Linked DNA regions of Mus musculus: region 1 is linked to region 2. A link is a contact called in ENCODE Hi-C or POLR2A ChIA-PET data. All regions are on one chromosome and are shown on one strand. Each heading gives the region's core, a stretch centred on a gene start or an enhancer-like site at or near the end of the contact. The rest is flanking DNA. Distances are from core to core; before and after follow the strand shown.

Region 1 (4,289 bases), core at 1,528-4,027, 63 kb after region 2:
GTTTAAGCTTAGCCCTAATGTTGGGGGAAAGTCTGGGAAAAGAAGCAGATCATAAGGAGTTGTTCACCCACTGGGTTTTCAGGGTTTAGATTGGTATAGTGTAAGAGAGCCTTTGTGAGGCTGTCTAGAGACCGAGATTAATTTTCATGTTCATCTTGGATGACTCTCTGGTGTTTCTCTTAGTTTTCTGGCTTGAGGGCTTATGGAGATTGGCCAAGAGGCAAGTTGTACATTGATCTCTAGCTGGAATGCCACCTGGAGGATTGTGGTTCCACTGGGGCTCCTAGATGGTCTGTCTGTCAGAGAGGTTGTCAGCCAGCTGCTTGGTGGGGGACCACCTCACCCCTGGCCAGGTGTGCTTGGTGGATTTTGTGTTTTAGCCTGCTCCCAAACTTTAGGAAGCAGGTTACTAGAGTCATATATATGTCGTGGAAAGTCAGACTATAGAGTTGAGTAATATATTGGAATTCTTTAATAGAATAGAGGAGCTAGAGGTATAAGACTCCAGTTTTCTGATTGTTTTTGTTTTCTACTTGAGAGAGTTCACATGATAGAAAGGGGTCATGCACCTTGACCATCCACGCTGACAATCCCCTGCCAAGAGAGACCCGAGGCAGAGTTGGGAGGGAGCAGCTAAGGGACACACAGGCCTTGGAAGGCTGCTGTGCAAGTGGGTGTGGGGTGGGCTAGTTAGAGCAGCCTGTTGCTGGAGGAGAAGAAGTGGGGATGGAAGGAGTGAGAGGAAGAGAAGGAGCTGAGAGTCGAGGCTGATATGGGAAGGGGGACTCATTAGCTGGATCAAGGGTCGTGGTAGATCATCTTGTTCAGACTTCACGGCTAGAAGGAGCTGAACAGAGGAACAGGAAGACCAGAAGGGAGACTTGGAGTGAAGATAAGAGAAATGTAAAAACAAAACAAAGAGAAACGTTGGCTGTGGGGAACCTCTCTCCATTTCCCTGAGTGCTGGCAAGACTTGTAAAGGTCCCAAGTAATATTGATATCTAGGGTACCTGTCGGCAGCCCTTTTGATTAATTATCTAAGGGATATTGAGGCCAGATTCAACTGCAAAGGTGGGTAAGTCTAGAGGCCCTCAAGTCAGGAGCTAGGTGGAGAGGCTGGAGGCTATCTAAGAGGAATCCCATGGGTGAGCCCGAACATATGGATGATGCAATTCCCATGAGCGAGGAAGAGAGGAAGGGCCTAAGCCTGAAGTCTAGGGCATTCCTAGGACTGAGTAGGGGACAGGAAGGCCCATGCTATTCCCTGGGTCTTCACTGCATGCTTGAAGGTCAGGACTGGCATCTGGGGAGACAGGGCTTTTACGTGAAGCATAAAGGAGAAAACCAAGTTAAATGTGAAAGCTTTCCCAAGAGAAAGGGCCAACCGTAGCCTTAGAGATCATGGTTAGGGGGACTTCCGCCTCCACAAACACCAGAGGGATGCTACATGCTCAATAGTCTTGCCCTTGGATTCAGGTAAGCAAGTGTTTGTAGGACCAAAGAGGAAACTTAGCAATTACCATAGGTGGATGGGTTGCCCAGCGATAGGTGAGCTATCGAAGGTGGATCTATTGCAGATGGACTGCAGAAAAGGGATAGCATCCAGGGCAGCTCTCTCTCTCTCTCTCTCTCTCTCACACACACACACACACACACACACACACACACACACACACTCACAGAGCTCAAGGTGGGGTCCAGGAGATCCCTATCCAAGTCCCAGGCACCAATGTAAGGGTTTTTGTGGCGATCAGAGGGCCAAGGAATTCAGAAAAATCCAACCATGCACCAGCCCTCATTGGAGAGATTTATTGGGGGGGGCTGCCCCTGAATGGCAATGACAAGGGACAGGCCATGAAAGCAAGGGCCTTATGAAGGTTACAGCACAGGCACACAGGGAGAATGCTGTGGGACAGTGGAAATGTGTCACATTTGGCAGCTGATGATGGTGTGGCCACTGGCGCTGAGTCACTGAAAGTGGCCTGGGAGAGCATGCGGTTCTGGAATGTGGGTGGTTCTCCCCAACAGAAACAACACCCACAGATTGTCCTCTGGCCTCCACATACTCCCCGTGGCCTGGGCACACATAAAGAAATGTTACACCTTTAACCCTAGCACTGGGGAGGCAGAGGCAGGCAAACCTTTTTGAGTTTTGGTCATCTGGTCTACAGAGCTTACATAGCATGTTTCAGGTCAGCCAGGATTGCACAGTGAGACCTTGTCTCAAAGAGGGAGAGGAAGAGGGGGAAGGGGGAGGGACAGGGAGAGGGAGAGGACACAGATGTAGGTACAGAAATGGTAGCTGTCGCTGGGGTGTATCACAGCTGGTACCCTGGGCCATGCCCAGCATGAGTGTGGCCCAGGGCTCCATCCCAGACAAGTCCTCAGAGCCAGGGCTGCTCCAGGACTCTGGCTAAACTACCAAGTAGGTTAAAAACAAGAAGTTCAGGTCTGTTTCCTCCAAATGCACAGGGCTTCTCTGGGTCCTCTGGGCTGGGAAATACAGAGATACAAAGATACTGAGGGGTTTTTTTTGTTTTTTTGTTTTTAACAACAACAAAAACAAAAAAACAGGGCTTCCATCTCTGGCAATGGCTTAGAAAACCCCTTCGCTACAAGTGCTGGTTGGGAACGGTAGCCGGGAAAATATAACAAACACCCTTTTAAATGCATGGCTGAGCTTGCGAGAAAGGCCGGGAACTCCCTAGGGATCTCCACAAAGAAGCTGAAAGCCAGGCAGGAATGCAGAGCCGGCATCGCTGCAGCGGGGGAGGGCCTGGGCCAGCCGCTGGCCGCGCTGGCTTGGGGACTGGAGTTTACAAGTCCCTGTGGGGACTAGAAAGGTGGCAAGTGACGCCCACTCAGAGCTAGACCTGCAGAGCCACACAGTCAGAGCAGGCACCCGGAAGCCTTAGTTTGGGGGCCACTGCCAAGGTCTGAAGAAACAAAACTGCCCTGGAGACTTGGAAAGTCTTGGCCCCCAGGGGTTTAGATTTTAAATTTAGACTCTACTCCTCACACTGCCCTGGAGATGCCCAAAGGAAGAATTTAACACACAAAAGGATCGTTAGACTCTGGGCATAAACAGTGCACAGACTCAGAAAACTGAAACCTTGGCCTTACTCGGGGGTTCCCAGAGATACCTCCTCCCCCACAAGTGAACTCACAAAGGGAAGATTGCAAAACAAAGATGGCCATACCTGGGACCCAGCTGCAAAACCACCCAAAGACTGCTCCAGGAACCTAAGTGGTACAGCCAAGAGCTGGAGACCAGAGAAGAGGTTTGGGTGGATAGGGAGCAGACCTCAGTGATCAGAGCTCGCCTATCACTAGGATTCCTAGAGCTGCAAAGTTAGACACGATAGACAGACAGTTGGATAGATCATAGATAGACAGAGTTAAAACAGCTGAAGACATAACAGTCAATAACAGTTTGTGTCTGGCTTCTACATGGGTGCTGGGATCCTAACTCAGGTTCTCTTGCTGACATCCCAAGCTTTACACCCCCACCCACCCACTCTAGTCACCTCTCCAGCCCCTAGAGTGCAGTGTATGTTATTACTATGAAGATTTATTTATTTATTTATTTGTGTGTGTATGTGTGTGTGTGTGTGTGTGTGTGTGTGTGCTCGTGTGCACATGTGTGTGCAGATACCCATGGAATCCAGAAGAGGTACCAGATGCCCTAGAGACAGATATGCAGATGGTTGTGAGCCTCCTGATGTGAGTAGCTGGAACTTGAACTCACGGCTTCAATGGAGCTGGCTGTAAGCCAGCCTAGCTCCAGTCTCAGTGAGAGATCCTGTCTCAAGAGAATAAAACAAAGAATGATAGACAGAGTGAGATACTCCATGTCCTGTACCTGTGCACACATGTGCATATACCACATACCTACTCTCTCTTATACGAAACAACACCCCCAGAGAGAGATAGACAGACAGACAGACTGTCAGCTCTTCCAGAGGACTCAAGTTTAATTCTCAGCACCCACATGGTGACAAAAAATATCTATATCTCCAGTTCCAAAGGATCCAACACCTTCTTCTGGCTTCCTCAGGCACCAGGCACAAAATCAGCACAGAGACATACATGCAACCAAAACACTCATACACATAAAATAATAATTTTTTAATTAAAACAAAAAAGAAGAAAAAAAGAAGCTCTGAGATGTGTCATAACTCAGAATATCAAATATAAAATCTTATCAGTAATCATGAGGAAGAAAACACTAAGAAAAAAATGGATAAGCTGGCCAGTGGTGTTGCATGCCTTTAATCCCAGCACTTAGG
Region 2 (4,352 bases), core at 110-2,609:
TAACAGACTTTGATCATAGGAATCTACTCTTAGTTAGGAGGGGGTTTGTTATGTGGCATAACATAGCATAAGCTGACCAATGCAGAAACTGGAATTTAGAAATAGTAGGCCACTACAACAAGTATGTGTCATGGGTTCTAGGGGACAAGCAATAGACGACAAGGAGACAGGTACTGAAGGCCTGAAACTTGGTTTGGTAGCCTGTTACACAGGTTACAGTTTCTGTAAAACTCCTGGCTATGAGAGTTCAAAGCTGAGGTTGGAGATATGACTCAAGTTGAGAGCATTGGCTACTCCTCCAGAGGACTCTGGTTCAATTCTCAACACCCTGACAGCTTACACTTGTCTGTAACTCCAGGTCTGGGACTTCTTACACACTCACACAAAGGCCATACACCAATGAACATTACATTAAAAGTGTGTGTGTGTGTGTGTGTGTGTGTGTGTGTGTGTGTGTATTTCAAAGCTGAAAAACAAAACAAAACCAAAACAAACAAACAAACAAACCAGGGTATGATGGTGCATGTTTGTCATCCTAGCACTGGGAAGGTGGAAACAGGAAGAACAAAAGTTCAAGGTCTTCTCTGACTACATAATTCAAGGCTAGCCTGGGCTAAATGAGATCTTTTCTCTCAAACAAAACAAAACAGGGCTGGACATGTGGCTCAGTTGATAAAGTACTTGTCTAGCATGCTTGAAGGCCTGGGTTCAGTTCCCAGTACCACGGAAACTAGAGTGGTGGAGGACACTATTATCTCAACACTTGAGAGATGCGCAAGAGGGTCTGGTAGACACCCTGAGACAATCAACAAATTCCCAACTGCCTTAGGCTACTTGAGACAGCATCTTTGAAGGAAGGGAGGGAGGAGGGAGGCAAGGAGACAGGGAAGAAGGAGAGCCTGCAAAACTGATGGTCCTCTGTGGCTTTAGCATTAGAGATGGAGGAAAAGGAATGCTGACACATCTGGTCACAGATGTGCTGGCCTTTGATCTTAAGCCCCCCCCCCCCCACACACACACACACACTGGGAAGTAAGTGTTCCTGTGAGGCTGGGCTGGAGGTGGGAGGGCTGGCTTTTATTTAGCAGCTATCCAAGGATTAGGCTGCAGGACCCTGGGGGAAAGGGAGGGAGAATGGGCTTCTAAGGAGGAAGCCTGATTGCAAGCCAAAGAGATGCAGAAATTTTAGGTTTTCGGGGTTGAAAGTACAGTTAGTGTTCATAACTGACCAATGAAAGGAGACCAGGGATGCAGCTCAGTGGACTGAGCCCTTGCCAGCACGTAGAATGCCCCGGGTTCCTTCCTCGATGCTGAGCAAACAGGACATGGAAGCAGTGGTCCTGGCCTGTCAAGCCTGCACTGGGGATGGACATGAAGGTAGAGGATATCAGGAGTTCAAATTCATCCTCATCTACACAGGGTTCAAGGTCACCCTGCACTAAATGAAATCCCAGCAGCCAGTGTCCAGAGGCCCAAGCATGGGGGGGGGGGGTGCGTTCAGAGAGACCTCCAGCTGGGAGCGGCTGGGGCAGGTCCCACCTGCCACTCTGACAGCTCACTGGCCCACACCAGGGCCAGGCCTGGAGTTGGGCCATCTTCTGACAAATAGACAGACACAGTTCTGGCCCCTCTGGCAGTGAACTGTGTCTACAAAATTCAAGTGACAAATGACATTTTAGTAAGACTCCTGACATATCTGTGCTTAGAACACATGACATGATCTTGGAGCAGATAAGGGTTTTAATTTTAACTTCATCTGTGTCCCCTGAATTGCATTGTTGGAGAAGCCCACCCGTGAATTTTAAACTATACATAGAGACTCTTCAAAGCCACCCATGGATAGTCAATAAAGATTATTCTAGACTAAAGAAAAACAACAGGGCAAAGGCATGCTCAGCCAGCATAGCAGGCTTTTCAGTCAGTTTGGTCAGCACTCTCTCTTGAGTAAATGTCATGGTTAGTGTGGTCGGTCATCACACCCCTTGTTGAGGCTGCAGGGTCTAGGTGTCACCTGCCTGTCATCCCAGGCCAGGAAAGAGGATCCCCCGTGAGGATAGCCTGGACTAAAGAATGAGACCATGAAACACCAAGGACTGGAACAGAGCTCAGTACAGTGTCCTTCTGCCCTGGGTTCCTCTCTAGCACTGCAAACCTTATCAATACGGTTAGCTCCAAGTGGAAACTCTGAGCTAAGGGTGTGCATGACACAGCCACCAAATCCTCTGTTCACAACCAGCTCCTGGCCAGCCCAAATCAAAGGGGAGGAGCCCCGTGAATGGATTGGGAGGGGAGGGGGAGATGAGGTGTTGCTATTGGCAACCAAGATGGCAGATGGCAAGTAGGGTGGTCATTGTTCCTATCTATTGTAAAAAGAATTATCCAGGCCTGTCCTATCTCCATGTGGCAGGCTGAGCCCCGCCCCCAGTCACCCCAACACCACAGCCTTAAGATGTGCTTTAGCCAGTGAACATACCCTGGAGTCAGTCAACTGAAGAACAGCTTCAAGAGTCTGTGTGTGGGGAGGGCAGTCCACTCTGCTTTTGCTCAGAGCGGGGAGCCTAAACAGGGAGGGACAGCATCCAAGCCTCTTAATGGGTGTTTTTACACCCTTGCTCCATTCTCTAGCATTCAGAAGCCTCCAGTCCATCCCTCTGTTCTGCAAGGAACACCTGGCAAGCTAGGTGTTGTCCATTCTTCCTTATGGTCAGGGAAACTTGGGGGTTACCATGAGCCACCTGTTGGGTACAGGTGTCAAGCCGCCTGCCTAGTATAGGTGGGGTTGGGGTTTTCTGCAGATGAGCAAGTTATCCGTAAAATTCCTGATACCTGGGGACACTGTGGCTCTCATCAAGGCTGTGTGACTTGTCCAAGATCCTCTTAGCTATTAAGTGGATGAGTCAGGACTTGAACCCAAAGATGCCTTATGGCCAAACCACTGGGCTCCCATGCCCCTCACACCACAGACGCACGACAGGTATTCGTAAGCTGATGCATGAGGTGTCCTGCCAACCTTAGGAAAGCCACTAAGTTCTGGGTGTAGTCACAGAGGCCCCAGTCTCTGGGTTGCACTAATCTAAAAACTGAGGGGGTAGGAGGACTCACCCCATCCATCCCTGTCTCCCCAGATCACCAGGAGAACTCAGTTTGTCACAGTGTTGATCATGTGATGGATAAGGCTAGAGACATGGCTCAGTAGGTGAAATACCCCTTGTGTAAGCATAGGGTGATGGATTCAGATCCCCAGCAGCCAGGTGAAAAGACAGGTGTGGTGGAGCACTGAGATCCCAGCACTTGGGAGTAGCAGACAGTGTGGTGGAGCACTGAGATCCCAGCACTAGGGAGACAGATGCTAGAGAAGAGGATCTTTAGGGCCAACTGGCAGCCAGTCTAGCCAATTAGTAAGATCTAGCTTCAGTGAGAGACCATGTCTCAAAAAATAAGGTGGTGGGGCTGGAGAGATGGCTCAGCAGTTAAGAGCATTTGCTGTTCTCACAGTGAACCTGGGTTTGGTTCCCAGCACCCACGTGGCTACACAACCATCTGAAACTCCAGTTCCTGTGCATCTGACATTCGTGGGCACTCCGCACACGTGGTACAAAATGTGGCAAGCAACTAGGAAGACAGCCAATATCAACCTCTGGTCTCCACGCACATGAGCATACATATGTGCCCACACTGGCACACACATGAGAACAAAAACATGCACACACATGCCCACCCAAACGCACATATATACACATAGGAGATGGCAATATGTGGTCATTTCCTTTAGAATGTGTCATTTTACCAGGTTGGGAAGAGGAGGGCAGAAGAGCCATTGCTGTTCCCATTTTGTTAAAGGGGAAACTGAGGCACCAAGTAGGCAAAGTCTACCTCTCAACATGGTTTCTGGCTGGGGGCTCAGTAGCTTGCCTAATATATAGGAGGTCCTGAATTCCACTTCTGCACAATAAAGAATAAATAAAAAATTACATTTATTAGAATTATAAAATAACATTTTATGATTTCCAGGGGTGAGATGTGGGGGAAAGTCATGCAGTTTGAACCACTCTCTCATGCAGTCTACACTGGGTTGGGGCTCACTCTATACCAGAGTGTGCCACACTCCTGGCTTCAGGACTGTCACAGTTGCAGGTAGGCAGAGACATACCTCTAGGCCTTTTCCATTTTAATATTATCACATCAACAAACAGTTCACAGAGCGACTCTAGCCCCTGGCCCAGGATTTGGGACATGCAGCCTTCACTGTGGCCTACATATCATGTCGTCCAGGAGTCAGGGGGTTGGAGTGGTGGTTGACCATGGATTTCTATAACACCACCAAGTACTGTGAAAACTGAAACCCAATTGGT

What was found. A loop is a pair of places that touch in the nucleus more often than their neighbours do. ChIA-PET counts read pairs that join two places held with the same protein, here RNA polymerase II (POLR2A).
Region 1: a loop to region 2 is called in a map of regulatory T cell, with 1.9 times the contacts of the local background. The contact joins two enhancer-like sites. A Hi-C loop is called at or near these places in 1 of 37 maps with a recorded cell type or tissue (regulatory T cell). POLR2A ChIA-PET finds 5 or more read pairs at or near these places in 2 of 5 experiments (Patski and embryonic stem cell).

The regions. Positions count from the first base shown.
Region 1 is chr2:30,741,400-30,745,688 of GRCm38, forward strand. No RefSeq gene overlaps it. Among named protein-coding and RNA genes, the nearest start is that of Gm39782, 20 kb to the left of the region's middle. Within about 2 kb of position 2,778, at least 2 of the 3 ENCODE cell types and tissues checked have a DNase peak (open chromatin) inside an H3K27ac peak, as active enhancers do.
Region 2 is chr2:30,680,297-30,684,648 of GRCm38, forward strand. No RefSeq gene overlaps it. Among named protein-coding and RNA genes, the nearest start is that of Gm14486, 4.5 kb to the left of the region's middle. Within about 2 kb of position 1,360, at least 1 of the 3 ENCODE cell types and tissues checked has a DNase peak (open chromatin) inside an H3K27ac peak, as active enhancers do.